3 separate regions of the Mus musculus genome follow, and all the other regions are linked to region 3. Evidence: chromatin loops called from intact Hi-C (ENCODE). Cell type or tissue: left cerebral cortex. All regions are shown on one strand. Links, peaks and the distances in the headings refer to the core of each region. The heading gives the core; the rest is flanking DNA. Region 1 has its middle 54 kb from the start of Gm24471. Region 2 has its middle 76 kb from the start of Gm26559. Region 3 holds the start of Map1b (microtubule-associated protein 1B).

The links. Peaks named below come from ENCODE experiments on the same cell type or tissue, not always from the same donor. Only the 100,000 strongest peaks of a DNase experiment are listed, where the experiment ranks them.
Region 1: it touches region 3 in a loop (3-fold over the local background); 3 of 42 quality-filtered maps call a loop at or near these places.
Region 2: a loop joins it to region 3, with 2.3 times the contacts of the local background. A loop is called at or near these places in 3 of 42 quality-filtered maps.

Annotation. Positions count from the first base shown.
Region 1 is chr13:99,633,473-99,643,777 of GRCm38, forward strand. No RefSeq gene overlaps it. Among named protein-coding and RNA genes, the nearest start is that of Gm24471, 54 kb to the right of the region's middle. In left cerebral cortex, for the core only: no CTCF peak of the experiment used is centred there; DNase peaks (open chromatin) are centred at 5,587, 5,910 and 8,155.
Region 2 is chr13:99,587,406-99,597,710 of GRCm38, forward strand. No RefSeq gene overlaps it. Among named protein-coding and RNA genes, the nearest start is that of Gm26559, 76 kb to the left of the region's middle. In left cerebral cortex, for the core only: no CTCF peak of the experiment used is centred there; DNase peaks (open chromatin) are centred at 3,687, 5,322 and 5,639.
Region 3 is chr13:99,510,227-99,520,531 of GRCm38, forward strand. Map1b (microtubule-associated protein 1B) reads right to left here and starts at 6,376. Exons shown (of 7, transcript NM_008634.2): 1 at 6,078-6,376. The coding sequence starts at 6,261. Gm26559 (predicted gene, 26559) reads left to right here and starts at 6,408. Exons shown (of 2, transcript NR_167891.1): 1 at 6,408-6,632. In left cerebral cortex, for the core only: CTCF peaks have their summits at 3,076 (motif pointing left) and 5,022 (motif pointing right); DNase peaks (open chromatin) are centred at 3,103, 3,906, 4,801, 5,240 and 2 more places; H3K4me3 peaks cover 4,845 bases; H3K27ac peaks cover 4,357 bases.

The sequences.
Region 1 (10,305 bases), core at 3,418-8,417, 120 kb after region 3:
GCCCTGAATAAAGTGTATGTGTTCACATTCACCCCCCAATAAAGAAATATGAATAAGCAAAGATTGTCTCAGTGACCTGCTTCACTGGAGATCACCATGGGGAAGGGCTTCACCTAAAAGAGCGGCAACATTGACACCAAGACTCCTGAAGAAGGCCTTTTCTCTTTTCCTGCCCCTCCACTACTTGGCACATGCTCCCAATCACATCAGATCCTGCTCCTCCTGGGTTCAGCTTCCCCCTTCTTGCCTGGTGTGCAGATGCCCCGTGGAGAAACATGGACCATGCACCCCTGTTTCTGAATTCCTCTCCAGGCATAAATCAGTGTCACCTGAGTATCCAGAGAGGAGACTGGGAACCACAACATTCATCCCAGATCCTGCTTTCCCCTTCTGGTCTGGCATGTAGTGGCTGGCGTCTGACACCCTGAAGGGAAAAGTGGGCTGCAGACTCCATCATCTCCTCTTTGTGCCAGTGAATTGGTGATGTCCAGACACTGCTGGTGAAGCGAGGCAGAACCTGGGACCCAACAATGAACCCACGCTACCACAATTCTTCACTCTCTATCTTAGTTTTCTTTTTCTCAGCTAACCTTTTTGCACGAGATGGTAATTTGCCTCTTGAGGTGGTTAACCCATTACTGAGGAGTAGAGTTTTCAAGCCAAGTTCAGTACATATGTCCATCCACGTCGAAGGCTGACTTCCAGGAGGTGCTAAGTGAATCAGCTGGCTTCCACAGTGCTCTCCTCATGCGTGAATATGAGAGAACAGCTCCACATTCTTATTAGTTAGTTGCTTCTTCAAGATAATGGTTCCTTTTCCTACAAGTCTATGGTCACTACGGCAACAGCCACAACTTAGGGTTAGTGGGACATCTGCGCTGTGTCTAATAAGACAGCGCTGTGCTGATGTGGTGCTCTGTTGTAGCATGTGAAGCACCAGATTTGTCCACCCATCATGGTATCAAGTGGTAAATGGAGCCACTTTATTTTTTCACCCTTCAGTTTTCATTAGCTAGTCTTCCATATGGTCCTATATAGGTCTCTGATTTAGTGTAGACACAGCGGTGTAAGGAGCAGTACCCATGGGGCTCAACCTTGTGCAACCTTGACTCTAAGCTAATTCAGGTATGATGTCATTAGGTCTCCCCCATGCTTTGAGGGAATGTGACTGGATGTGTTGTACCATCTGAGCTTGCAACCATACAGCTCTTACTAGGAAGTGGGTTCCCTAACAGCTGTGCTATGTGGGTCCCCAAACTCCTGTCAAGCCTTCCAAAACCATATAGTCATTCCTCTGAATCATGGGGCTGACTGAAGCTAGGCAGCCAGGAGATGTACGCCCATAACAGAATAGACATGAAGGAAGTTACTGTCCCTGTCAAGATGGGAGAATCTCAAAGGGAAAAACCTTCCATCAAGTGACCAGTTGGTCTCTTCTATTAATGCTACTGTGTAAGGCTTATAAACATCACTGGCTGGTGTTGGCTTATATATTGGGAGGCAGCAGTAGTAGTTAGACTGGTCTCATCCAGTAGGTGTCCATGCTGTGATTTTAGCAGTGCTGTCAGTAGCCATTCCTGTGTCCTATGAGGCCACTGTATGCTGAACACTTCCTAATGTGGCAAGTGACATTGCCAGTGATTGCCATGGTCAAGGACCCATTTCCACCAATTGTTTTCTGTGAAATGGGTTATGAGAACAAATGCTCCCACCTCTGCCACCATGGCAACTGTGTTTATGTACTCACGTTTCTAGTGAGGAGGGACAGATAATGTCAACTAACTGAATCATTTTGTTTACATTGTTATTCAATGGTCCTTCTGTTGAATGCTTCCTGGAGAGTGTTGAAACATGATACAAATACTTCATACATTGTTCTCAATCCAGTGTATCCATCCACGAGTCTCTACCCTATTCAGTCTTGTCTCTGTCCTTGTATTTAAAACGTTTATAGCTTACATATTATGATGTAAGAAAGCATATGTAACATTTACTATAAGAATATCTATGTGTATGCTATACGAACATATATCTATGCATACTTATCAAAAGCTATTGTGGGGAGCCGCCCTCACATTCGCCGTTGCAAGATGGCGCTGACATCCTGTGTTCTAAGTGGTAAACAAATAATCTGCGCATGTGCCAAGGGTAGTTCTCCACCCCATGTGCTCTGCCTTCCCAGTGACGACAACTTGGCCAATGGGCTGCAGCCAATCAGGGAGTGACACGTCCTAGGCGGAGGATAATTCTCCTTAAAAGGGACGGGGTTTCGCCATTCTCTCTCTTGCTCTGGCTCTTGCTCTCTTGCACTCTTGCGCTCTGGCTCCTAAAGATGTAAGCAATAGAGCTCTTGCTCTCTTGCTCTCTGGCTCCTGAAGATGTAAGCAATAAAGCTTTGCCGCAGAAGATTCCGGTTTGCTGCGTTCTTCCTGGCCGGTCGCGAATGCGTGTAAGAAGCTATTCCTTCCATTCAAAGTAAATGAATAAAGTTATCACTTACTAAGACAGTTTTTTTCCTGCATTAAGGTTGTCCCTAAAGATTTATGTGCTATAGCCCCATTTCCAGGTAGCTCCCTTGCCCTCATACTGAACAAACCCAGCTATACACCAAGTAAGCCTTCCTCCTGCTTCTTCAGCCAACGTCCTCATTGTAGCCACTGGTAGGAGCTGAGAGATGGATGCTGCAACCCTATAGAATGAGATAATCAACTCGGGCCCTCTAGCTCTACATATGTATGGAGCTGCAACATTCCCATCTTAGACCTCACCTGGGCCTGTCCAACTCTGTAGCTGGACATAATGGATCTTTGTAGCTGCAGAGGGTCATTGAGTTCTTAGATAAACCCATGGACAAATGAATGACAGATAAACAAAACTCCCAAACAAATCACTCTGTGCCAGATTGTATACAAGCTCATGCATGTGTTGCCTTTCAACAGGAGTGGGATTCTTGGCTATGGGCCTGGCATGGTGACAGGAGCCCACAGGGAAATGCTACGAATCCTCAGAGAATTCACTGTTGCTATTGATTCCTACTTGATCAGATGGTCCAAAAGATGCCTTCTAATAAGGAAGGCTTTCCATAGCATACTTCCAAAAACCTCTCCAGCTCTCTGGGTTTTCTCATTTCACAGGCACCCTGAGGTCTCCTGTGCACATGTCTAGATGTGTGTACTGGCTAGTTTTGTGTCAACTTGACACAGCTGGAGTTATCACAGAGAAAAGAGCTTCAGTTGAGGAAATGCCTCCATGAGATCCAGCTGTAAGGCATTTTCTCAATTAGTGATCAAGGGGGAAAGGCCTCTTGTGGGTGGGACCATCTCTGGGTTGGTAGTCTTGGGTTCTATAAGAGAGCAGGCTGAGCAAGCCAGGGAAAGCAAGCCAGTAAAGAACATCCCTCCATGGCCTCTGCATCAGCTCATGCTCCTTGACCTGCTTGAGTTCTGTACTGGCTAGTTTTGTGTCAACTTGACACAGCTGGAGTTACCACAGAGAAAGGAGCTTCAGTTGAGGAAATGCCTCCATGAGATCCAACTGTAAGGCATTTTCTCAATTAGTGATCAAGGGGGGAAGGCCCCTTGTGGGTGGGACCATCTCTGGGCTGGTAGTCTTGGTTTTATAAGAGAGCAGGCTGAGCAAGCCATGAGAGGCAAGCCAGTAAAGAACATCCCTCCATGGCCTCTGCATCGGCTCCTGCTTTCTAACTTACTTGAGTTCCAGTCCTGACTTCCTTGGTGATGAACAGCAGTATGGAAGTGTAAGCCGAATAAACCCTTTCCTCCCCAACTTGCTTCTTGGTCATGATGTTTGTGCAGGAATAGAAACCCTGACTAAGACAAGTTCCATTTCTGACTTCTTTCAGTGATGAACAGCAATGTGGAAATGTAAGCTGAATAAACTCTTTCCTCCCCAACTGCTTCTTGGTCATGATGTTTGCGCAGGACTAGAAACCCTGGCTAAGACAATGTGTTCCCCTATTATGACCTTCTGTGGGATTCGCATGAGCGTGCTTGCACGGATCTATCACCAGGGGATGTTTTCTCTACTCTGGAGTTGCTAGACAAGCTCTCGAAATTTTATTCATGTGGTGTGCACAGCTATAAGTTATTGTAATGATTTTGGCACACTCACCTCTTACAGGTTTCCCCTCCTAGTGTCATAGCAATGGAGTTAGAATTTCAACATTTGGGCAGGGGAAGCACAAGCATTTAGTCCGTATTTCGTACTCAGACCAAGCAGTCCATCAGGCCCTAGGATGGTGGAGGTGTCAGTGGTGGGTAAAGATTCAGAATTACATAGCTAATGTATCAGAATACAGTCTCATTATTAGTTATTTACTACACCACACTATGCATGGCATGTGTGTTTTTTGAATTTAATTATAGCGGAGATATAAACAATTTCACATTGTACTCGAGACAATTATTTCCCATTTAGTCTAGACCAAAAAACAAAACCAAAACAAACAAACAAAAAACAAATGCCAATAAAAACAGCTAGTCTCACCACTTCAAAAATTGCTCATAAGACAAATCACACACTTGCTACTATGTATTAGTATACGGTCTAGATTTCGATCCAAAATCACTAGACAAACAAACAAGTAGGAAATTGTAACCAAGATTCAAGGAAAAAAAATGAAGAAAATAAAAACTTAATCCACCTGGGCACAGATGTTAAACTGAGCAATGCTGAGAGAGCAGGTTTCTTTAAATGAACATTTGCACAAGTAAAGGAAATATGCTGCTAATAATGAATGAAATATATATGTGTGTGTATAAATACGTATATATATGTATATGTATATGTATATGTATATGTATATATATATATATATATATATATACATACTCTAATACTGAAATGTCTTAAAAATAAAGCACCTAATTATTTTTATTTTTTAATTTTACTTTTTTGAGACAGGGTTTTGCCATGTAGCCTAGCCTCACCCTCCTCAGTACTAGGACTATAGATGTGTCCCACATAATGGCCCTGACAGTCTTAAATCAACACCTAACTTCCCACTGAATCTTCACAAACCAGGCTTCTGTTGTCCACGTTGCTCTCACGAGTCTCCAAGGTCATGGAGCTTTAAGCATTCAACGACTCTTCCAGCATAAAGTTTCAAATTCTTTTCACAATGCTCCCCAAAACAATCTGGTCATGTCTGTCAAAGCAATACCCAACTCCTGGTACCACCTTCTCTCTTAATTAGGTTTTTATTTCTGTGATAAATTACCACTGAGCAAAACAACTTGGGGAAGAACGTTTATTACAGTTTTTAAGTCCTGGTTGAGAGAAGCCAAGGCAGGAATACAAGCAAGGTCTCAGGAGCAGAGATCTTCCTTCTTCTCAGTTACTTACTGCTTGTTCCTCCCTGCATTCATAGTGTGGTCTTTAAAAATATACTCCACAGAGGTAGCACCAACCACAATGGTCAAACATTAACCAAAACCAAACCCCCAAACCAAAACCCTATAGGCTTGCCTAAAGGCCCATCTTAAAGGGGCATTTTCTCAGTTGAGATTCAGTCTTCTCAGATGACTCTAGCTTGCCTTAAGTTGAAAAAAAAATACTCATCACACTGACTAAAATGAAAATTTTAATGTGTGGCTTTGGCAGCAAATTTAAGCCTGTAAAGGAAAAAAAAACCTGTGAACTTGAAAATAAATTCAAAGAACACAGAAAAAAAGGATAGAAGAAAAATTGATATAAATGTGTAGTGGAATATGAAATATTTCAATTTTACATTTTTAGAATTTCAGAACAGTCAAGAGGCAGAAATACATCGGAACAAATAATAACAGAGCCACTCCCCCCACCAACCTTGAAGAAACTTTAAATTTCTGATCCACAACTGTCAACACATCTCAGTAACATAGGCAAAAAGATAACCCTGGCCAGATGTAGCTCATCCAAGCTGCTCAAAGCCAAAGACAGGGAGGAAACCTTGCAAGCAGAAAATGGTGACAGCAATGTCATGACTGGAGTCTAAAGAACACTGGACAGAGCGCAAAAATGCTCTAAAAATTCTATAGTGAGATTATTCTTCAAAAAAACAAAATGAAAATTAAAACAGATATCTTGAAACCAGCAAAGCATGAAGTCGATGCTGACAGGCCTGTGATATGAGAAATGTCCACGGAAGCCATCTGGCTGAAAGGATAGCACCCATGACACAATAGCACAAAAGCACGCACTGAGGCATGTTAAATGCACAGATTATATACATTAGCGATTAACTCCGAGTCACCAGTAATGCACTGGTGTTGCATTAAGGAAAGAAATAAAAGCACTCCCTTTGGAGTCCTTTAACCAAGTGTGAGTCTAGATTTGAATTATCTGCTTCATGCTCCTTGGGTCTTGTCTCCTTGTCTGTCTATTGTAGGAGTCTGAATCTGTGTCTGCTTGAAGGCTGTCTGGTGAACCTGTTTGTCACTGTGTGTGTGCATGTCTGCCATTATGTGTGCCTGTTTCTCTGTGTGTGTGTATGTATGTGTGTCTGTGTGTTATATGAGCTGTATGTCTGTCTCTGTGGTTGTGTGTGTCTGTCTCTAACAAAGGGCTTTGCTCTGCATTTATTCAACAGCACAGAAAGCATCACACAGGGAGAGGAATGGGACACCGTACAACCATCTTTAGCAGAGTTTTGTGAGGGATTCAGTCAGTGTCTCCAACTGACCCTTGACAACCCAGTTAACAAGTAACATTGTTTTTCAACCAATATCCATAAATGGTTGCTTCCAACATTTATAGTAGATTTTAGGGCATTTCTTTCAACTTTCTGTGTTTGCTGCCTTTCAGCAAATGATATACGTGCATTGTTCTGGGTCAGGGGCATGGAAGAGTACATAACTTAAGAGTACAGCTGTGCATTAGCCTCAGTTGTAAAAGTTAACTCTATGGGAATTTCAAGGCAAGTAAGGTTGGCTGTTCCATTGTCCTCTTAAAGGCAGGTTAAACAAACAGTTTGAGTACACAGGAGGATGGCAGCCTTAAGTCTTAAGTGGCTTCAGGGTATATTATTAACTCCGGCTGTGAGGTCCAACAAAAGATCTGCTCTCTTGGAATATAAGATATATTTTCAGAATATTGCATCGACACATTAAAAATGCATCAATATTGACTTAGAATATGATAACATAAAGATACATATTTTAGGATGGCTTGCTACATAACCACGAAGACCTGAGCTCAGGTTGTAGCATCCATGTAACAAATCAGGGCTGGTTTTTGTTTTGTTTTGTACATTCCCATAAACCTAATACTTGAGGAGAGTACAGAGATAGAAAAATCACTGGCGTTTATAGGCTCCCAACCTGTAAAAACCATACAAGTTCCAGGCTCAGTGAGAGACTCTGCCTCAAGTGACCAAGGCGAGAGGGAAGCTTCCTCTGGCCTCCACATGTACGCACAGGTATGTGTGTATGCACACACACCACACGAAAGCTCATTCATACATATAAGAAATTATTCAAAAATGCATAGTTTAATCTCTAGAGTAAACACCAAAAATATTTCAGAGATAGAAGAAGAATTAAAAGAGCGCGATAAAGATGTTTATGTAGTATGAAGCAAAGTTATAGAGAAGAGACCAAAGCAAACCTTCACATAAATCCAACGTAATTTCTATTGCACTCACTGGGAATGCATTGTACCGTCAAAGGGTGCAGTTGATAGACTGGATCTTACAAGGAGATGTAGCTCTCGTTGTCTATGGTCTTTCAGGACAACGGAAGTATTTCAGAACTGAATTATGGGGATGGCTGCAAAACGTATATGTTTTTCTAAAACTCTTCAAACTGTGTACTTAAAAACAATGACTATTAGTACGCATGAACTATATAAGTGTGTATTAGTATATACTAGTATGCTAGCCTATGCCAGTGGATGACAGTATATGATAACGCTAGTGTATGTAAACTATAGTGTGGTGATAGAGCTACATAAGTCTTATATAAAAAGAAGCAGACTCCAACTTACTCTATATACATCGTTTCAGATGTTAGAGAAAACTATGAAGAGACTAAACTAAGTTACACGTAGATATGTTTGGAATGTGCTGCCTTCACTAGGGCATGTCTGAGCAAGTGTGTCCTTTCCAATGTAACAGCTTTTACAAGAAAGCGGTGGTTCCGTTTACATTTCCAGCAGCTCTGGATTGCAGCGATCTCTCCCTTCCAGCGCCAGCCGTGCATCGCCATCGTTTTTTTGGGTTTGTTGTTGTTGTTGTTTGCTGGTCTGGAGAGAGTTCCTTTCTCAGCACATTTTATTAACCTTATCCTTTACATCTGTCCAAGATGAGGACATATTTGCTATTAACCGTAAGGCACACTTCCAAATTCTGTGCGTTCACATTTCATCAGAGACTGCCTGGGCAAGCTGGGCTCACATACTGTTCCGCACAGATGGAGTTGACGGGGTGCCTGTTTCTCCACGGGCCACCCAGCCATCAGTGTCCCAGCATGCTCCGCGTGAGCCACAGTTTCCTGCCTCTCTGTAGCCAACAGACTTCAGAGCGGCACAATCAGGGTCCTCAGGAGGCCTGGAGGCAGCGAGTGGAAGATGGCTGCTTTCTCGTCTGCGGTTCTATGGAAGGAGGTGCACTCTATCCTACAGAAAGATGTGTTCCAGAGGCCGGGGAACACTCTGGCTTGATTTAGAAAGCATCTCTATAGAGCCGAGTGGTGCAGTACCCTGGTGTAAAGTCCCTGGCCACACAGCACATTTTCTTTCATTCTGAGCTGAGCTACTGAAAATCAACAGTGTGTTTGGAATAAGAGAGGTTGAGGCTCACTGAAGAGGGAAGATGGGCCGTGAACTGGGAAGAAGAGAGGGATGGCGATTCTTTTAACCCACAGTAGGAATATATTATATAGTGACCAAATGTCCGTAGAGGAGAAAGCTGATGTGAATCACTGTGGACAACCTTGAAGCCAAGAATCAGGGACACTGTCGCCAAGAGCTCTGCCTGGCCTGGGTCACATGGGCCAATCCCAAGGGCCGGCTCTGGTTACATTTTCTTCTGCTTTAAGAAGGGAGTGATCCCAGCATCCCAGAACAATTGGTTGAACTGCCATTGCCTTCTGCTTCCCTGACTCCCCGGGAGAGTCCAGAGCTCTGCAGCAAAGGAGCATGTTAGATCTTCCTGTTGCTTCTTGTTTCTCTCTGTAAACTTGAATGCAGCATCTGTTGTCTGCTAGACATTACCAACCAGTGCTATGTCCTCTGATTGCTTCCTAGTGGTATCAATTTGCCATCTGTCCTTGTTTTAAAGATTAACACAATTTTATCCCGGCTCTATCTCATCATAAAGAAGTTTCTGGAAGATTAACATGGTATTTTAGGCATTTAAACTGGCCTGTGTGCTGTGAGGCAAGGTGTGGACACCGGGACTCCAGCTGTTGACAGGGGTGAACAGCAATTACACCTATTGAATAGACTTTATTTTTCACAGTGGCTAAGCTGCCCCTGGTGATAAGCTAACCACTTAGGAAGGCATTTTCACTGTGCCCTCGCCACTGGGTTTCTTGTGCCTTTGTGCCTTTGTCTGTGCAGGGTCCTTGTAGGAAACACGCTCCTGTCTGCTCCAGTTACCAGCCATTAGCTGGCTGTATAGTTGCAGCTGATATTTATGGAATCCCCTCCACGAGTCAGGCACTTTAAGCGTTTGGGTTAGGAGATATAAAATCAATAGTCATTGCTATGAAAAATCTTTGATCTTAGTGGAGAAGGAAAGGACACAGGGACACACACTCAGACACATACACACATATGTGGGAGCTGCAGGGGAGAGACAAGGGACCCAGTGGGGAGGGCACAGTGAAAACACCTTTCTGAGTGATTAGCTTATCATCAGGGGATTAGCCTGAGTGAAAAACAGTATACTGAACTGGAGGGGGACGGGAAGAGGGAAGGAGAGAGAGGGAGGGAAGCAAAGAGGGAGAAAGAGAACATGAACTTAATGTTCAAATCTCTGCCCTCCTCTCGTGTGTGTGTGTGTGTGTGTGTGTGTGTTTATGTGTGAGTCAGTGTATGTGAGTGCGTGTGAGAGTGTGGGTGTATGAGTGTGTGTGAGAGGTGTGTTGAGTGTGAGTATGTGTGTGAGTGTGTGAGAGAGTGTGTGTGTGACTATGTGTATGAGAGTGTGTGTGAGTGTGTATGAGAGTGTGAGTGTGTGTGAGTGTGTGTGTGTATGTGTATGTGTGTGTGTGGCCTCAGGACTAGGGATGTGGCACAGTTGGTAGAGTGCTTACCTAAGATGTATAAATCCCTGGGTTCTTCCCTGAGTAGCATATAAACCAG
Region 2 (10,305 bases), core at 1,705-6,704, 77 kb after region 3:
TTCATGTTGTGGTGACCTACTATAAAAATATTTTTTGTTACAACTTCATAATTGTATGCCCACTACTGTTATGAATCATAATGTAAATTGCTGTGTTCTCCTATGGTCTTGGGAGACCCCTGTGAAAGGGTTTGGCCCCCAAGAGGTTACAACCCGTGGGCTGAGAACCACTGATCTAGCCTCACCCTCCCACCCACCCTTTGTGGCCAGAAAGATCTATGGTTGGCCTCTCATTGGTGATCAAACAATGGTTTACCAGAGGCATTTAATCTTTCTCGATTGCAACCTGAAGGCGCAATCCTCTAGTCTGGAGTCTGAATGTCTGTTCGTGAAGAGGAACATCACGATTGTGCCAAGAAGAACCCAGCACGTGTCTCTCAAACAGTCTCTCTCAGCGATGTTTCCAGTGACCTGACCCGTCTTCTGACCGGAATCCTCCTCAGGGATCCCCTGTGTGATGAGTTGTTTAAAATCTACTTCTGTATGTCACAGACATGCTTGTATTGCTTTGTCTCAGTCTGAGTTGATTGACACAATTCTGTTCCAATTGTGAAGTTGTCTGAATGCACAACTGCTCTGTAGTTGTACCTCAGAGTCCCATATGTGGAGGGACTTAAAGGAACACAGATTGCTTTTTTTCTTGTGAGGTGAAATCTTTGTAATTTGTCAAATTATATTTTCCATATTTTTTTCCTTCATCATGCCACTGTTTAGAACAATGGAGTAATTCTATAGCAGTTGGTCTGGAAAGTACAAGAACAATCGAGGTTTTAAAAAGTTATATGTTCACTTACATCTTAAAAATTTATTTATTTACTATTGGGTATGTGGACGTGTGCATCTGTGTACGTGCACGCTACAGCACTTGTGTGGCGGTCAGAGAACAGCCCTCAGAAGTGAGTTCTTTCCTTCTGCTGGCCTCCTGAGCACCAGAGCTTAAAGTCATGTCATAAGAGAAGATGGGCCAAGTATTTCAGTGTTTTGCTTGAGTGAGCTTTTCAACATGCTTAAAAGAATTGGCCTTCTATGATTATGCCTCAGTAGCTCAGAGTTCAGAAACAGACTTCAGGATAGACTATGTCATAATTCATAATTGCAGAATTGCGGGTGCTTTTTTTTTTCTCGGTAAAATTGAACCTGTATATTATTAGCCTCCTTGCTATAACAAAATTCCTGCCAAGAAGCTATTTAAGGAAGAGAAGGTTTACTCTGTTACTCTGGCTTAAAGTTGGAGGGGATGCAGCCCATCCTGCCTGGCAAGGCATGCAGTAGGAACAGGAGGTCAGTTGGGCACACTGCATCTACAATCAAGGTACAGAAAACGATCAGGAAGTGGGGCTATGCCCTCAAACCTCAAGGCCTTCTTCCCACCAGGGATCCAGTTCCTCAGGTAAAGCTCCATTGCCTAAAGGTTCTACCGTCTCCCAAAACATCACCACTGGCTGGGGACCAAGTGTTCAAACATAAGAACCTATAGCGGACATTTCACAGGTAAGCCATAGTAGTTTGCCATAAAGTGGGAGTGTCCTCAAAGCCCACGTGGGAACCTAACCCTCAGGTTGTTGATATTTGAAGATGACGACTTTGGGAGGTAACTAGGACGTGGGCGTGGAACCCTCGGGGTAAGATTGGTGCTTTTATGAAGAGAAGACACCGGAGAGCTTACTTCTTCTCTCTGCGCTTGTCAGATGGGGACAAAATGCGTATACGGCCACCTGCAAACCAGGACATAGGCCCTCACCAAATACAATGTGGTGACATGCCATGCCTGAGCTCTCAAGATACCAGAACCATGAGAATGGAATGCCTGCTGTTTCAGTCTAGGATGTTCTGTTTGAAGAATCCTGAGCTAAGATGGAGAGCAGTGGATCTGGTCAGTTTTCCATGAGTAATGAGCTATTAGCCGATGGGATAAGGGAGTCTCATGCGGTCTCTACTTGAGATGCTTAGGAGAGCCTGGTATGAGCTCAGGAAGCATGCTAAGGGGAGCTGGGGACTAGCGAAGGTATAAAAGGGTCGTAACCCCATGCTTCACAAACCTGCTTTTGCTCAGGTGGCCAAAGCTCAGGCATGAACAATCAATGTTAGCTCACTTCCTCTTCACCCTCTGTGTTCCTCAGGGAATTTACTGAGGTTTTTCCCTTCGTTTCATTGATTTTGCAATTCTGGTTCCTTTAAGAAGTTCCACAACTGACCAAAGTCTTTGTTAAATAAACTAGTCTTGTCAAAAAACTATTGATAGGGTGATTTCTTCCTAACCCATCCACGATCAGACAGAGGCATATGAACTGTTTTATTCTTACCGGTGGGTCTCATGACTCACTGGGTAGATTTGTTTTGGGAAGACACAGGTTGCTGTGTCATGCTTTTATTTGGTCCCCAGAATTCTCAGAAAGTTTTGCTTCTGATCTTAGGAGTTTTACTGACCTCTCAACCATGCTTTCGAAGAGGATCTGTGAGCATTCACCCTGTAGAGCACATTCGTAGCTTTGCAGGCTATAGTCAAAGAAGAGCTGAAAATCTGAACGATGTGACATATCTTTTCTCTTGTTCCATTAGACAAAGGTCTCATTGAATATTACCATCTGACCAACTGTCCCCAAACTAAGAGTAAGCGTTAGTGACAGCCAGGCTGTAGGACAGCATCATGACAACATCTGACAGTCACTTCTAGGGAAGGCCAGAATTATATTTACCAGCTGTGTGCTTGGTGGGGGTAGGGGCCACACTTGTGCTGTTGCCTTGTGGACATCAGAAGAAAGCTGGAGTTGAAGGTGTTGGTTTTCTCCCAGGGATTGGACTAAGGTCATCAGACGTGGTGGCAGACACTTTTACTCACTGAGCCATCTCACTGGCCCCATGTGTTGTGTCTTTTGGGTCATGATGGACCTCTCACTTCAGGAAACAATGGTCGGCTGCTGGAAAATGCACTCATCTCCCAGTAGACTGTGGGAGGCTCAGCTTCTCCCTTCCCTTCAGTCCCTGAAGTCTCATGGGACCTGTCCCTGCACTAGCTCAGGTCAGGGGTCCAGCTTTTCTGAACAGAGAGCAGAGATTGTTTATTTTGCCTAAAGAAAATCTTTCTCTGTCTTCCCTTTTCCCTCCTTCCCTCCTTTCCCTTCCCTCTCCCAGATTCTCTCCCCATCTCCCATCTCTCCTCCTTTCCTCCCCTTCCCTCTATGTGTGTGTCTCTCTCCCCCCTCTCTCTGTGTGTATCTCTTTCTCTCCCCCACTCTGTGTGTGCGTGCGCATGTGAATGTTCCTTCATTCCCAATATCCTTTTTAGAATTAACATTTACTTGGCTTGTTTTCCCAGGAGAGATGACTAAAGAAATCAGGTTCATCTCATTTTGTTAATTTGTGACAGAGTCTCACTATATAGCCCAGGCTGGCCTCAAACTTGTTTTTAGCATAGGCTAGCCTTGATCTTGTAACACTTCTGTCTCATCTTCTATTCTGCTGAAATGACAGGCGATGCCACCCACTGGACTTGGAAGCCCGTTCATCTCAAAGCAAGCGTGATTCAGATGAACTATGAGGCATGGCCTTACCCTCCCTCCTGTCTGTGGTGGCTATATTGTGTCTGTGGTGGCTATATTGTGTCTGTGGTGGCATTTTCTATATTGCCTGCAGGTTGGAAGATGGATGATTCCGAGTTTCTGTCGGCTTCTGGCGTACAGCGCTGTAATTTCTTTCTGGATATGGTTTCTATTTTTAGAGCAGCAGAAAGATTTGATTTCAAAGACAGATAGGAGAGCTGTGTGTGGGTGAAGAACTGGGTTACGAATTCTTAATATGAGGTCCCCGGGTTCTTACCAGAGGCAGGGGTCTGTGCATATCTATTTGGGAGTGAGTATTCACAGTCAACATCAACCTCACAAGAGAGCTTGTGGTTAAAAACCAAACCCTAAAGATAACCAGTAAAGAGCCATTGCTTTGAGCAAAGACTTCATTGGAGCATAGGATTAACTAACCGATCCTGGCTGTGCTGGTCTAGGATAGATCTGAGAGACCACTGTCCATCCTTGTGTCGGGATCTCCCACTGGGTTCATTCTTTCAAGAACGGGGAATTTGACTTGAAACTCCTCCTTAGAAGCGACAAAGGTTCAGATGTATTTGGCTCTCTTCTGGTACTTCCTCTGAAAGAAATGATGCCAGAAGTCATCAGCTTTAGGCCCCAGAACAGTAAGTGAGAGTTAATGGCCAGAGATCATCAGCTTCTGGTCTGCCTATCTGTGCCCTCCCTCAGTACCTGACTGTCTGGGCAGGACTCTGGCAAGCAGAGACTCTGAGCCTGGCCTGGATGAGCCTAGGCTGTAGGCATGGAAGAGGGGTGGTTGTATCTGGCAGCCATAGTTTGGTTCCCCTCCATCATAATTAGCGTCCTCACACGGTGAATATCATGTGACCCAGTGGCTAGGCTCCACTTCTTTGCTGAGAGTGGGTGCATGCCAGAATTGTGTATTTTTTACTTCTTCCTTATAAAAAGGAGATTGATTTTATTTCTCTCTCTCTCTCTCTCTCTCTCTCTCTCTCTCTCTCTCTCTCTCTCTCTTCCTCTCTCTCTCTCTCTCTCTCTCTCTCTCTCTCTCTCTCTCTCTCTCTCTCTGTGTGTGTGTGTGTGTGTGTGTGTGTATGTGTGTGTCCACCACAGAAGCCAGAAGAGGGCATAGGCTCTCCTGGAGCTGTAGTTACAGGTGGTTATGGGTTGCTTGGTGTGGATCTTGGGAACCAAACCTGAGTTCTCTGCAAGAATAGTATGCATTTTAGCCACTGACTCCCATCTTCAACACCCCCGATTTTGTTGCATAGCAAAACTGTGCATATAGATCCTTCAGCTAATAGCAAATGCCTACTTCATGGGTGGGGTAACGCTAGATACTTGACTTAACTAAAAAAAGGTGTGAGAGCTGGTGAGAACATAGGGAGAGGACTTAAAGATTCATGATTTTACATAATTCACCTGTAGGTTAAATGCCCTAGAAAATAACAGGGTTATAATTAACCTTCCTTCAGACAAGGTATTTTTAAAAATTATTATTATTATTATTATTATTATTATTATTATTATTGAGACATGGTCTCACTATGTAGCCCTAGTTGCTCCTGGTACTGTTTTTTATAGGATATGTAACCATATGTGCATGTGTGTGTGTGTGTGTGTGTGAGAGAGAGAGAGAGAGAGAGAGAGAGAGAGAGAGAGAGACTGAGTGCAATAGAATGATCAATATGAATGACTGTACCAACAGAAACCCCAGTGCCTGTTTTCCCTGTTTGGAAGGAAAATTCCATTCTGAGTCACCCAGCCGGCAGCTCTGGGCTTGCTCCCGCCCCACAAGCTGGGACACTGCAGGCTCTTTCTCCTCCTCTGGCTGCCTGGAGCTAGCTGCTGGAGGCCACAGGGCCTTCATATTCACGTAGAACCTCTCTTTCAAACTCCTTGTCTCCTCTTACATTGTCACCGGTCTTCTGAGTCCCGTCCTCTGTTTTCCAGTGCTTCGTCTGGGCTTCGCCAAAAACTCTAATGCAGAGCAAAACCTTCCCCCTTTCTACATCAAGGTGTAGGAAGCCAGTTCCCCAAACTCCTGTCCTCTGGTTCAGCCACTAGTGCCGGGATTAGCGCCAAGGGAACACCCACAAATGCACCTTTCCATTGGCCACGCCCACACGTGCTCCAGTTGCTTCTGCGGCCAGCTCCCTCTGCTTGCCTGAGATAATGGAGTCTAGAGAGATGCGAGCTTCCATCCTGAAGTGACTCGGAGCCCTATTCCCCAGGTTGATTTGCTTATCTGGAATGCATGTTACAAGACACGGTGTAATACCCAGGCAGTCATCAGAGTTGAACTCACGCTGGCCCAGAATTGGAGTCCCCCAATTGCAGGATTTTAGTGCTGTCTACTGAAAATAATGATGCTTATTACGTAGCCTACATGTGACTTTCATACAGGAACACATCTGGAACCCACACCGGAGGCCAGTGGTGAAGGTGTGGGATATGGGAAGGGACCACAGGTAAACGTGGGGGAGCGGGTCCAAGGGAACAGCTACTGGGCTTCTAAAACCCACATTCTTTATTCTATGTAAAAGGAGCCAGTAACCTAGAGGCACCAGAAGTGAGGTGCGGAAGTAGAGAGAAGATGAGGGCTTGTAGTCAGGACATGGCTGCTCCACCAACTACCTCAACCCTAGGACGTGAAGCATTCCTCGCTTTCAGAGATTATCCTGCTTTTTAATATTTCTGACAGGTGTCCTGCGGGTCCTTCTGGAGTGGCAATCTGTCCCTTTCTTCTGTTATGCAAATGTGCTCACCCTATTTTGGTTGTCAGAGAGAGGATCAGAGAAGCAAACTTCTGTCACAGCTGTATTTAAAAGACAGAGGAGCATCTCAGAGGGGCAGCGTGGAGCCTGCGTCCCTCCGCCCTCCTCCTGCTGCATTCCTTCCCCACAGAGGCCCCAACTGCCTCCCTTGCTGAGGTGGCCATAACGTTCATTTGTATTTCTGAGCGCTCTGCCTTTTGATAGTTGGCCTTTGCCCAGATCAAAAGCACTTGAAAAAGCTGCACTGTCCCTAGAAGATGGGTGACATGAGGGCAGGCATCCGTACAGTTTTATTCCGTACACGTCTGTATTGTTTCTTTCAAAGAAGAGACCAGGGGCTAGGCTTGTAGCTCAGTGGTAGAGCCTGGCTTGGGGTCATAGGGGCTGTAGAACCAAAACCAGCCAAATGATACCAATTGTCAGCTGTATACAATCATACTGTTTTTCTCAGAGCCATTGAACAATTAAGCAGATTAAAAAAAAAAAAAAAAGATTTGTAGAAAAGCCAGAAGGTTGGGAAGGGAGAGAGATGTGTGCCGATCACCAGAGTTAATTACGGCTCTTGTACAAGCCTGTCAATATTCTTCTCACGTTCAGACCACACTCCTCTGCTGCTGCTACCGGTGATGTTAACCCATTGTGACCTCTGAGAGGAGAGGAAAGCAGGGCTCTACTGGGGATGACTAATGCAGATGCACAAGGAGCCGAGATGGAATGACAAATGGCTTGGAAAAATGTGCCCTAAGGGGAAGGGAAGCTGTTAAGGCAAGAAGCCGAAGCTCATCACTGTCTTCCGCCAATAGCCTGATTATCCTGAACTAACACTGCGGGTTCCCAGGGTTGGGGGAAGTCCTCGGCAGTTCCTGGTCCCCAGCCTCATCCTTCTTGCCTCTGCATCTTTTCCACTCTGCTTGGAAACACCCACGCTGGGGAAGCTCTCGATGTTATAAAGGACTTGCCAATGAGGGACACTGTCATCTGTCAGCTGCCACCCTTTCAGACAGGTCTGACTCCAGGTCTTGAGGAGATGGGTGGTGGGGGCTGGGGGGCGGGAGTGGAGAAGTTCTTATTGGTTGCAGCCTCTGATCACCTGGAGTTGTGTTGGACCATAACAGATGGCCTTCTTCATTGCGGGCTCTCTGGAGGACACACCTATTCCCTGATCCTAACCCCCCCCCCCCCAATACCATGGTGGTGTTTCCAGTGGAGTTTCTGACCTAGAGTCAACACTAACATCATCTACACTCTTGTCATGACCATTGTGTGCTGTGGAGCAACAACTCAGCATCACTTAGGACCTCGCTTAGGAAAAACCCAGAGCTCTATTTCAGATCTGCTGGGTCACAGCATGCACTATTTTTATTAGTGTATATTAGTGGTACAAATGGTACAAAGCAATGAGTTTCATTGTACAAACACACACACACACACACACACACACACACACAAATATACACATACACCATTTTACTTTATTCTTTAGAGAGGATTTAAGGTGTTCCAGGCTGGTATCCAACTTGATGGGTAGCCGTGACCAGCCTTTAGTTTCTGATCCTCCTCCTGCCTCAACCTACCCAATGTTGGAATTACAGGTGTGATTAATTAGTTTTATGTTGTACTGAGGATTGAAATGAAGGCTTTACACATGTAAAGCCCCTACCGACCCTACACCTTCCTCAGCCCTATTTTTTTTTTTTAAACAAGATCTATTTCACAAAGGTTTTCTGCACATGTTTTTATGTAAGCATCCTTACTGGTGGGCCGGAGCACTGTGACTCTAAGTGTTTGACTTGGTGTCTTGGAACATGAGCACATCACTGTTGCTGGGGACCAGGGACACCCTCCTGTCCCCCCCCCCCCCCCGATAACTGGTCTTCCATTGTGATCTTCATTGGAGACTCTCCAAAGAGGAAACAGATGAGTACTCTGAGAACATTCTCTAGAGGAGACTTGGGGAGGAGACCTGAGATACACCCCCAGAGTGGGAGGTGAACTTCAGGAAGGATGTTTGTGTGTGTGTGTACATGTATATGTGTATATGTATGACTATGTGTGTGTGTATATGTATATATGTATATATATATACTAACAATATTCAAGAACATGATATCGCTGAGACTGTATACAGGACTTTATACACAGCTTTCATAGAGTGGTTTGTTTCAGTTGCAAATACCCTAAAACCTTATGTACAAATAGACAAGGCAGTGTCACTGAGGTAGGAAGTAAAAGATGATTCTAGAACCCAAGGACAAAATGTGTGCCTGGAGGTAGACACTGATGGCCATTGCCTGAGAGTTTAGGTGACTCACAGTGCTGACACTGCCATTGTCCTAAGTCTCATGATGGCCAATTAGACACACAGCATCCAGCCATGGAAAGCAGTCTAACCTGGCATTCATAAGCCATGCACTCTTGGTAAAACTCCTCAGCCTTCATTGTCTCCTTTTTCTAGAGAAACAGGAGATCACACATGGACCCTGGAGGATAAATGGGCACATGTGTGTGGTAGATGTGATGTGCCCTCCTTCCAATAACCATTCTAGCCCAGTTGTCCGAGGCCTGAAGCTGTTGATGAATAACTGTTCCTTCAGTGGTGATTTGTTGGTTGGGCAGACTGAGCCAACTGCAGTCCTCTACAATTAGACACGAACATGGAAGTCTGCAGTTCCTACTCTATACCCTTCTATTCACCTGGGAAGATGGAAGAGGTAAGAGGGACCTGGGACTCACCTGACACTCCTGACCCTCCACATGAGTCAGGCCATGGGGCTGCCTCCTCTCCAGGGATCTGACTAGGCATGTAATCAGATGCAGCGCCTATTGTTGAACTCCATTTGGATAAGACTTTAGGATATGTGCAGCTGAAACAAGCCACACTATGGACACTGTGTATAAAAACTGCTGTATATAGTCCCCAGCAAATACCATGGTCTTGAAAAATGTTAGCCATTATTATTATATAAAGAATACACTATGCCTACAGGCCTAGACTACAGAGAGATTTCTTGGAGGTAACTGTAACTAAGCAACAGGAAATAGTTTTCCTCCTTTTTCTTCACCCCTAACTCCTCTTAATTTTCAGGAAAAGATTACTAAGAAAACCAGCTGATTTTTTTTTTCCCTCAAGAGTTGGTTTAACCCCCATCAGCAGAATCTTCAGGCCATCGCCGAGCTCAGGGTGGCTCGACCCTTCTCTCTCCCTTGAGCCTGGTGTGTGTACACTAAGAGAAGTGACATGGCAGCCTGAGGACAAAGGCAGACCACATGCTATGGCTCCTTTGTTCGTTTGCTTTCATTTTTTTAGAGGCTTCAAAACAGACAGGAAAAAAAAAAGATAAAGATCAGTTTAAATGCTTTCAATCCCTTGACTTTGTATTTACTCCATTTTACTAAAATACGAATTACAGGAAAACATATTGAATATTCTAATCAATTTTCTCCAAAGGCCATGTTCAACCTGTTTTTAAAAATTATTTTATTTTACTATATATGTATTTGTGGTTTGCATGCATGTCTGAGTACCATGTGTATGCCTGGTGCCCAGGAGGCCAGAAATAGAAGCCATTAGATGCCCTAGAACAGGATTAGAGAGCTACCCTGTGAGAGCTGGGAATTGAACCCAGGTCTTCTAGAAGAGCAAGTCAGACTCTTTTTTTTTTTTTTTTTTTTTTTTTGGTCTCTTTATGACAGGGTTTCTCTGTGTAGCCCTGACTGTCCTGGAACTCACTTTGCAGGCCAGGCTGGCCTCAAACTCAGAAATCTGCCTGCCTCTGCCTCCCAAGTGCTGGGATTAAAGGTGTGCGGCCATCACCGCCCGGCTGAGCAATGAGACTCTTAACCACTGAGCTATTTTTCCAGCACCTTCCATTTGGTTTTCATTTATATTTTTATAGCTACTTTAGTTTGTGAATCCACCACAAAGGAATTTTATTTCACCTGTGTTTTAAAAACTTACACATATGGTATAGCTATGAGAATTCCCC
Region 3 (10,305 bases), core at 2,287-7,286:
TTCTGGCTTGTCAAGCCAGGTCAATAAGTTAATAATGAGACATATGTATTTAAATTCATACTATTTTTCCATCTTTGTTCTAAGTAACGTCTAAATGGCTGCACTATTTGAATGACTTTGTCTGGGGCTGGGTACCCGCTTGCTCTTGCATTGATATTTGTTATTTCTCCCTTGTCACGACACCAGTGGTGAATTGTTCATTTTATATTCATTTATGTCATTTACATTTATAATTTGACAACAGAAAAATGTTAAACTTTAAAAAAATCCATTGAGTTGATGTTTTTTTTTTTTTTAATAAAACCAGTAGACAGTTGGTAAAAATAACTTCCGGTGTGTAAACTGCCAATGAAAGAAAAATATTCAAGGTTCTCTCTAAGAGAGCAATTTCCAGTCAAAATATTTAAGGATGCATAATTGGTGCTGTGGTTTATAGAAAGACTATATAGACTTCATGGTTACTTTAGTTGGGAGTGAACACTCTGGAGCCTTATCAGTTTTAGAAATAAAACACTTAGTCACGAGTTGGTCCCTTATGCTGGATATTGCTAGCAAAGGGAGACATTTGCAATGAAGGCTGATTGCTTTTGACTGTCTTTCCATGTCTCTCCTTCATGCCTAACTGGGAGCCAAAGCTGGAGCCCCTGCAGTTGATAAGCCCTTTGCACATTCTCCCTCTGGACTCTGCAGCCAAAGAGGGGAGATACCTGGGTGTTGTTAAGAAGTTCTGAAAGAGATTCTGAAACGGGGGGGGGGGGGGGGACGTGGGAGAGGGGAGGGGACACATTATATTCCTCGCCCCTCTAAGGGCAAGCTCTTCATTGAGGCTTTGATTCTGTAGCCATCTAAGAGGAGTTTGTCCTTCCTGGATTACCCAGGGGCTAACAACTGGAGCAACTGGGCGTAGTTAACCTGTGTTTCAAATGCCTGGCTAGGTTCAAGGGGCTAGGGTTCAGGTTCCAGGCTGTTCCGGGATCCTGTCTCTGCCCAGGGAGGAAAACACTGTCCTGTGTTCATTCCAGGTGGGCAGGAAGCATCAGACCATCTTTTCTTTTCATTTCTCTCACCCCATGTGGTAGCGATGCACAAAGAAGTGGGCGTGCACGTGGTGTTTAAGAGAGGGGGAAAAGAAGGGGAAGGGTATTTCAGAGCTGGTCAGGGTGAGGAAGGAAGGTGCGTATCATATACTGGGTCTTCCAGCTGGATTACGTAAAGCTTACCCTGATCTTGTAGAAACTTTTGGCTTAATAAAACCAAAAAGCACCTCTCCTTTAGTGGATGAAAACTGCATTATTTCTAACCGAAGCAGCAGATCAAAGAAAGGAAAATGAATGGACCACACCGTGCATGCCGGACACGTGACAGCTACCTGGGCCTTTGACAAGTTATTTTCCTCAATGGGCCCAATTTAATCGTTCCCTTTTAAAAGCAGGCTTTTGAGTATTTCTTGTAAATATCTGAATGGTCAGCCTATAATCCTATGATTCTGTTTGGAAAACGACACTAGAAGGTAACTTGAACCTAGGATAGACGTATAAACCAGAGAAGCAGCTAAACGGAAAATGCTAAGAGGCTTTTTAGAGAAAAGATTTCCCAGCTTTCCTTTGACCTAGCCTTTGGTTTGCTTCTCTTTTTACAAAGCCAGTAACTTAATATTCGTCTTATATTCGTGTTTAATGAAAATGATATCTCACATGGACAGCACATCACTTCAGAGCATTGGCAATAATTAAAAAAAAAAAGAAAGAAAAAGAAAAATAAACAACCTCAAGTCTTGGATAACATCTTAGAATAGAAGCAAATAGTTATCTATAAGAATTTATTTCTAAATCTAAAAGCTAGAAATTACTTTTAAAAGCAAGCTTTTAGGGAAGATTTACAACAAAGCATTGATTTAATGACCTTCCATTTAGGGACTGACTCGCTTGGATTTCAGCTAGGATCACAGAGCCCTTAGTGGTAACACCAATTAGGCAGAACAAGCAAAAATCCATCTGCCTCCTGATTTTGGAAGTGTGAAGATGAATATAATAAATGTAACACATTCTAGCGTCTCTTTATCTCCTACCATATATGGTTTTCACTTCTTTTTCTTTGCTAGAAGAAAATGAAAATGAAATCCCAAAGCCTTTCTGGGTTCTTTATTTTCTTGCCTACAATTTTGGAGAGAACATTTTCACTAAGGAGGCATCAGACTATTACAATGTAACCAGCTTAACTCACACCTAAAGACTCAAGGCAGTGGATAGCACACTTATCTATCTTCTCATAAGCACATCTTGCTTATATCTAATGTCACCTAGAGAGACAGTTAGTTGCCCTCTAATCATAATTGAAAGCATCAGACTGACACTTAACATTCATTAGATGACTTTGGCTTCTTTAGAAAGAATGGCACGAACTGATGAAAACTCAATTGTACCATGTTTTAAATTTCAGTGTGACCGGTATTGTTGTATAGAGTCTAAATATTAAAATATACCCAGATGCCAGCATTTTGGTAAGAATAAGGCTATCAGGCTACCTCCACATTGGGGACAATTAGGGAAGGACAGATGAATCAGTTGGTGGTGTCCACTGTAGTTTGGGATCAAGTCCTATAGAACTGCATCAGTGTAGCTCGAACAGTGCAAGTGAACACTATTGTTTGAAGCTCTGGAGAAGAAATGATCAACCCTGATTTTGTGCTTTTCAAAAACAGCTGAGCATTTTTCTTCCTTGGTCTCCAGAAGCACTTAGCATCCATGTAGGGTGTTTCGGGCCTGTTGATTTGCTTCGGTATCTACCATCCCTCTACAGGGGTCTAGATTTATTTATTTATTTATTTATTTATTTATTTATTTATTGCCTTTCTGGAGTGCTCTTGGGTAATCAATCAGATGGCCAATATGCCAGACTCCAGGGTCTCCAGCTACATAGTGCCTCAGTCTGGATGGGAAAGGAAGAGGGAATAAGAAAGGCTAACAGCTGAGAGAAATGGTTTCCCCAGCCCTCAGGGAGCTGACCAGCCGAGCTTGAGCCCCATGGAGCAGCTTCTTCTTGCCTCAAGCAACATAGCCTGCAGGCAACAATAGCAGTGGCACCATAGTGACCTCTGGAGGAGGCCCAGCTGGGATCTGCCAGCTGAAGCAGCAGTGCGCCCCGCCAAGGAAACAGAGCCTGACTGCCCTGTTGCTAAGTCATCTCAGACTGTTTGAAAAGCCGGGGAAGCAGAGTTTTCACTTATCCTTGAAAACCCGGGCAGTGTGAGCTGCATCGGGAGACCCGGGGACCCAGGAGAGCACTCTCTAGAGGATCAGCAACATCTGTTACTACCCTGGAGGAAATGGCTCTGCTCACACACTTGGTTGATTCTTAATGAGATCGATACAACCATTTCAGAAATCTATTCCAAAAAAAAAAAAAAAAAAAAAAAAAAAAAAAGGAAAGAAAGAAAAAAAACCTGACCAAATTAGGGAATTAAAAATCAAAAAAAGCATGGTGATTGCAAAATGAACATTAGGATTGGTGGGTGGGGTGACTTCTGAGATTCTTGTAAATGGCTGTTTCTTAGCTGGACAACACAGGTGTCTTCACTTTGTGAAAATTCAGTGAACTGTTCTCTGCGGTTTGTGCTTTTCCCTCTCTCTCTCTCAAATATTCTTCCTTCCTTCCTTTCTTCCTTTCCTCCTTCCCTCCTTCTTTCCCTTTCTTTCCTACTTTCTGCTGTTAAGAAGACAAATCTGGATTTAGGACTAAATGCTAGTAAAGCCAGGACATAACGCACAGAATTCCTTGGCTGCATCTATTTTCTCCTCCAACAGAAAGAGGCTTGAATAAAGCCTGGAACGGATCGCATAAGGAATGATCAAACCCGGTAACAAAGCGGGAAGATAAACGTGGTTGCAAGGCGATGGCTGAGCCTCCTCCCTGTACCAAGAGGTGCCCACAAGTAGATGACTTGTTCAAAGACAAGGTCAGAAGACTGCCTGCTGAATCTGTGATGTTAGCCTGCTGGCACTCCTATCTAGACCGGGTCACACAAGTAGTGACACTGCAGTAGCCGTTCTCCTGGCACAGCTTTGCTCCGTGACCTTGAGTCTGTCCCTCACTCTTCCTCCCTCATGTCTGTTCTCAAGCTCTAAAAATGGGCGTGATGATTCCTCTCCTGGCACCACAATGGGTGATTCTGAACATTCTGGAGATGAAAAAGCACTTCTTAATGGATTGTTTCCAGAAATATTAAGTAAAAAAAAAAAAAAAAGATTTAAAAACACCTAGCCATTAATTCCCACAATAGCCACACCCAAAGTCAGTACTTGTGAGTTTTTCCAAGGAGAAAAACGTGGAAATAAACGAAGTTTGAGAAACAGATCAAAAGCCCGTAATCTGAAAATGAAGGATGATTACTGAGACATTCAGAAAAAGCATTCCACTTTTGAAATCTCTTATTCTTGATCTTCCCCTCATGAAAAATCACGACAGGCTTTCTGATCACTTTTTTTTCCTTTTAAGCTGAAAGGGAAAATCCGTGCTTTAAAGTTAAACAAAAGAACCGGGTCTGCAACTCCAGTCCCCACCCTGAAGCCTTTTGTTCTGGGGACAAGTGGGCATTTCCAAATGCAGAGGCAGGTGACAAGCTTTTGTTTATTTATTTATTCATCTAAACCAAAATCATTTCATCCATCTTTTATTGGCATGATAGGGAGAAGGAAAGGAGGGCTACGTGAACGCCCTTTGTCCGCCTCGGGCTGCCGTAGAGACCGCAGTGCGGACTGCACCACGCCCACCAGCCGGTGTCTCCTAGCAGAAACGTTTCAGCACCACCCCAAGAGAATAGAGCGCTCAGGCTGGAGCTGCACACGGACCCGGGGACTTCTGCCAGGGATGAAGTGAAGGGAGGGATGCGAGGGGGGCGGAATAAAGCAGAGGCTAGAGCTGCCACCGGGGAGTCGGGAGCGCAACAAAACCGCTCACAGCCAAAGGTGGGCGCAAGGCCCCCTGACAGCGCGAGGCTCGGGCAGAGCCAGCATCGTGCCAGCCGGGGGCGCCGCAGTGCGGGGGCAGGTGCGGCTGTCCAGCGCGGGCACTGCGGCAGACCGGGTGGGGCTGAAGGGCGGGCCGATGGTTGCCCGCCCAAGGCTGTGCCCTCCCGGACCCTCCCAGCCCCGCCCAGGGTTCCCCGGGAACCGCTATTCCGCTACCGCAGAGCCCGTTCCTGGTGCGCGCAGCAGCGCAGGAGCTGACCCTCCCCTGCCACCTCCTCCTCCCATTCAAGCTATGGCTCCTGAAGCTAAGACTTTTCAAAGAAGCCCACCCACGCAACCTGGGGTCCCATTGTCCTTTCTGAAAGCTGCAGCCAGGACCTCAGGGGCAAGAGCGAGGCTGGGCTTCGTCTAGAAACAGAGCGCAGACGGGTTCCATGCCTGTATCCTCGGGGGCTGGGGGGGAGGGGGGGGGACGGGCGTGGCCCAAGGACTAGCCTAGTCATTCCCAGGAAAGAAAGAATCGGGAAGTTTTAAGTCAGAAAAGGCATTCTCTATTCTCAGAGGGGTGTGTGTGTGTGTGTGTGTGTGTGTGTGTGTGTGTGTGTGACTGGCGGGGGCGGGGAGCACGAGGTGACTGTGATAAAGACGATTTCCATGCGGGCCTTGGCACATGGTGTTTTGACCCCAGGTTTTCGGGTAAGGGGAGGTGGGTCCCAGCCTTTGGCTAGGGCGAGAGCTGAGCTGAAAGAAGAGGTTTTGCTAGGCTCACCCCACCCTTTCTCCGCCTGCGGTTGCGGTTTTATTATGGCCTCCGCTCCTCTGACACCTGCATTTCAAAGAGCACGAGAGGAGGTAGCCAAGTCGGCGGTGGCCACGGACCCAGCCAGGTGACCTATCCCTCAGGGCTATTATAAAGATCCCCTCTCTGGGTCTCAAATAAAATAATTTAGAAATTAGCCCAGAAAAAGAGTCCAGATGGAGTGTGGGAGGTGGCCCGGAGAGGCGTGGGTGCGGGGCGTGCGGGAGAACAAGGTGGCCGTCGCGCCCTGGGTGGGGTCGTGCTGGCGCGTCTCCCCACTCACGCCCCTGGGGGGCCTCGGGACCGCTTACCCAGCTCGATGTTGCCGATGGCACGCCTCAGGTGCTCTTCGGTTACGGTCTCGCCGACCACCACCAGCAAGTAGAACTTGCTGTCTAGGAAGCGGTGCGACAGGCTGGGCGAGGTGGACGCCGCCGGGTTGCCGATGCTGCCCGATGGCTCCGGTTCGGTGGCTTCCACCACCACGGTCGCCATCCTGCCGGCTCTGCTCAAGCCTGAGAGAAGTGTTCCTCTCCCGCCGCTCCTCTGCTCTGCGGCAGGAGAAAGGATTATCTCCGAAGGTGCTGTCTCCGCTCCGCCCCCTGCGTCCCCCCTCCTCCCGGCGCACGCGTCGCCTCCCCCTCCGCCCTCTCCCTGCGCGGAAGAGAGGAGCGGGGAGTGAGAGGCCGAGGAGGCGGTGCCGTTTATATGGAGACTAGGCTAGGAGCCTGGGAGGAAGAGGAGGAGGAAAGGACCACCCGGCACGTCCTCGTGGTGGTTGCCTCCACTCCTCCAGCCCTTAGCCCAGGGCTGATGTCATCTGCAGCAAATCATTTCGCCGGCGGCCCGGAAGCTGGAAGGACGAGGTGTGTGGACAATGGTCTGGGCAGGGCCAGGAGCCAGGCTCTAGGGGACCCAAAGAACTCTGCTGCAACCCGAGGGCCTTCTGCACCATCACCCTTACATACACACACTTTCTTTGCCCTAAACCATCAACCTGGGGAGTGGGGATTACTTCCTGTTTCAGAGCGGGATTATGTCCTGAGTCAGATTCCGCATCTTCAGGCCTGTGCCTGTGCCTCATCCACGTGAAGTCAGAATTTGAGTAATTGCTGCAGTCACAGTGGGCGCTGGGTTGAGGGTACCCCGCCCAAGAACACAAACCTGAGTTTTTGACCTTGTAGATATAGAAAGGCGTATTTGTCCATTTTTTTTAAACAACAGGAATATTTATCACCTTCGCTTAAAAGAGACTTTGCAAGACCTAAGCCTAATTTGTTCAGACTTTGGAGTCTAGTCTGGAAGGACTAACTAACGCTCAAAAAAGAACTGGCTTTTGGTGCTCATGGGAAATGAATGAGAAGAGGCAGACATATTATGCTAGATACAGATTTCTTTTCTTAATATGCTGAACAGATAGCATCAGGCATAACAAAGAATAGAGAAGACACTGTCTCTGCAGGATTACAGCGACTATAATGTGCTTTTCAGTTCCTTGGGGGATACACAGGCAAAATTATTTTGTGTGACAATGATGTCTTTTAAGATACATGTAGCTTTGGGAGTTTTTATTGCTTTTGTCTATATTTAGAAGAACTCCTAATAATGTTTCTAAAGGCCATCGTAAACATTCATTTCTCACAAATCTAATGAGTACATTTCTGTATTAGGGCAGAAGAGGGGGGCAAGCGCCTCATCATCATGAAGACTGGGGATCATTTTAGAAGAGAAAATAGATGGAATTAGATGGAATAGGGGGGAAAAGCCTATTTTCATCTAAAATAACTAATATTGGAGTGTATACTAGTTTTAATTTATACTAAATATAACATACTAAATAGCAGTTTGGTATATACTAGTCAATATACCTTTAACACTGGAGTATACACCAGTTTTAAAATACCAACTGGAGGGGCTGTAGCTTAGCTGGTGGACTTCACGCCCATGTTGGCACCGGAAGCACTGGGCAGTGTAGTCCCAGCACTCAGGCGATGCAGACAAGGAGGATCAGAAGTTCAAGGTCATCCTTAGCTGATGAGTTCAAGGTCAGCCTGGATACATAAGACCCTGTTTAAAAATGAAACAGAACAAACAAAACCTATTGTGAGACTTTCCCGATAGCCCAGTGTCTTAGGTGTTGACTCCCACGATTTACTTGTCATAGGCTGTACTGGCTAGTTTTGTGTCAACTTGACACAGCTGGAGTTATCACAGAGAAAGGAGCTTTAGTTGAGGAAATGCCTCCATGAGATCCAACTGTAAGGCATTTTCTCAATTAGTGATCAAGGGGGAAAGGCCCCTTGTGGGTGGGACCATCTCTGGGCTGGTAGTCTTGGGTTCTATAAGAGAGCAGGCTGAGCAAGCCAGGGGAGGCACGCCAGTAAGTAACATCCCTCCATGGCTTCTGCATCAGCTCCTGCTTCCTGACCTGCTTGAGTTCCAGTCCTGACTTCCTTTGGTGATGAACAGCAGTGTGGAAGTGTAAGCTGAAAAACCCTTTTCTCCCCAATTTGCTTCTTGGTCATGATGTTTGTGCAGGAATAGAAACCCTGACTAAGACATAGGCCTTTTTGCCCCGTTTCTTTCTTGAAACCTAAAGAGACAATACTCAGTGAGCAGCCAAACACCACACTAGTCTGATGAGTCGTGACTAAAGATGATGTCTGACCTATGACGCTAGGGGTCTGCAGTAAGCTTGCCGCAGAGACTTGGTCACAATTGAACAAGTTTAAAGAGGATATGCAGTTACTCTTAGGAAAGGGCAGCAGGATGATCCATGGTGGAGGTGAGGAGGCAAAGAACATCTTCTTGGAGGCCAACCACCAGGATGGCTTCATCTAGTGAGCTGTCCTCCATTTCTCTGAACCGCCATTACTCCTATGCCTATATGGGTATTTGTGTTGCTTCATGTCTCACATTTCTATGAGAGATTGTTTGGGGATGGGGAGACTGATTTTTGCCCACAGCTTCTTAAGTTTCAGACCATGGTCTGTTGCCTCCATTCCTTTGGGCAGAACATTGTGGTGGAGGGACCGTGCAGTGGGAGGGCTGCTCACCTCCTCATGGGCAGGAAGCAGTACTTCTTCTTTATTCGGTCTGAGCCCAGCCTATGGGGTGCTGCTGCTCATATCCAGTGTGGTTCTTATCCTATTAGCTAATCCTCTCTGGAAACACCGCAACAGATATACCCAGAGCTGTGCTTTACGAAGCTCTCCACCCAATCAAGTTAATAATCACGTCGACAGCAGCGTCCCTTTACCTCGTTAAATGTATTTTGGAACAAAAGTCTCCATTTTTGTGTTCATGGAAACACATATCCCAAATAAATAAGAGGTAGCCCCGAAAATTATACAGAATGAAAAGAAGATAATTAAATTTCTGCTACATATTGTTACTATATGATCAGGACTGAGCCTGAGGTATGTACTATCCAAGATAAAAAAAAAAAAAAAAAAACAGAGACGTGTTGGAATATCCTAACACCTACCTAACTGAATTGTTCCATATTTTGCAATAGATTGTTGGATGAAAGATGCAAGAAGTCAATGAGATGACTCAGGAGGAAAAAGAACTTGCTGCCACGCCTGGGGACCTACTAAGTTCCATCCCAGGATCCACACAATGAGAGGAGAGAGCAGACTACCATAAATCGTCCTGTGACCTCCATGCACATTAGTTAATTAATTTTAATAAGTGCAATAGAAGAAAGAGCTTCTTCACGGTGGCCCTCTGTCTAAGAAAGCCATGACCAGGATCCACCCCATTCTTTGCCCACCCTTTGCAATCCAGGGATATTATGGCAGAACACAGACTAGCAATGGCTACTTTACACGCAGTCAGCTAATGTCCAGTCCTTTTGTTGCAGAAATGGAAAGAACTGGATCTTTGTGACTATGTGAGGGAAGAGTAAAGGGAAGAGACTTCAGAAGCACGTAACCCAGGCTAGGGATCAGCCTAAGCATCAAGACATGAGTGATTAGATGATACCCCACCCCCATTTTCTTAGACAACGGAGTAACGGTAGCCTTACAAAATATGTACAGGTGACCCCTCTACCAACACCTCTGGGAGAAAAAATAAAAGAAAACCCAACATGGTCAGCCACTCTTCTAAGTTAGAAAAGTCCCCACTCCCAAGACAAAGGAGACAATTGTAAAGAGAAGGAAAATGCACCCACAAGGAAGCCTGCCTCTATCACCAGCTTTGAGTGACTACACTTGAGTGTCCCAAAGGCTCTGCAAACTCGATCGGCTCCAGGCCGGAATCATCTTCATCCTCTAGCGCTGATCTCGCGCATCTGTTCCATTGAACGGTAACACATCTATCCCACACCGCAAGGTAGAAACCATGCCGACATCTGGGACCCTTCCCTGGCTTCAAGTGCAGTCAGCGCTACAAGGAGCCTGGCGAGTTTCACTTTCGCCTTCTAGATGTCTCCTCAACCATCCACTTCTCTCCATTATCATGGTCCCAGTCCTCGCCATTATGAGAGGTACGATAGATAGATAGATAGATAGATAGATAGATAGATAGATAGAT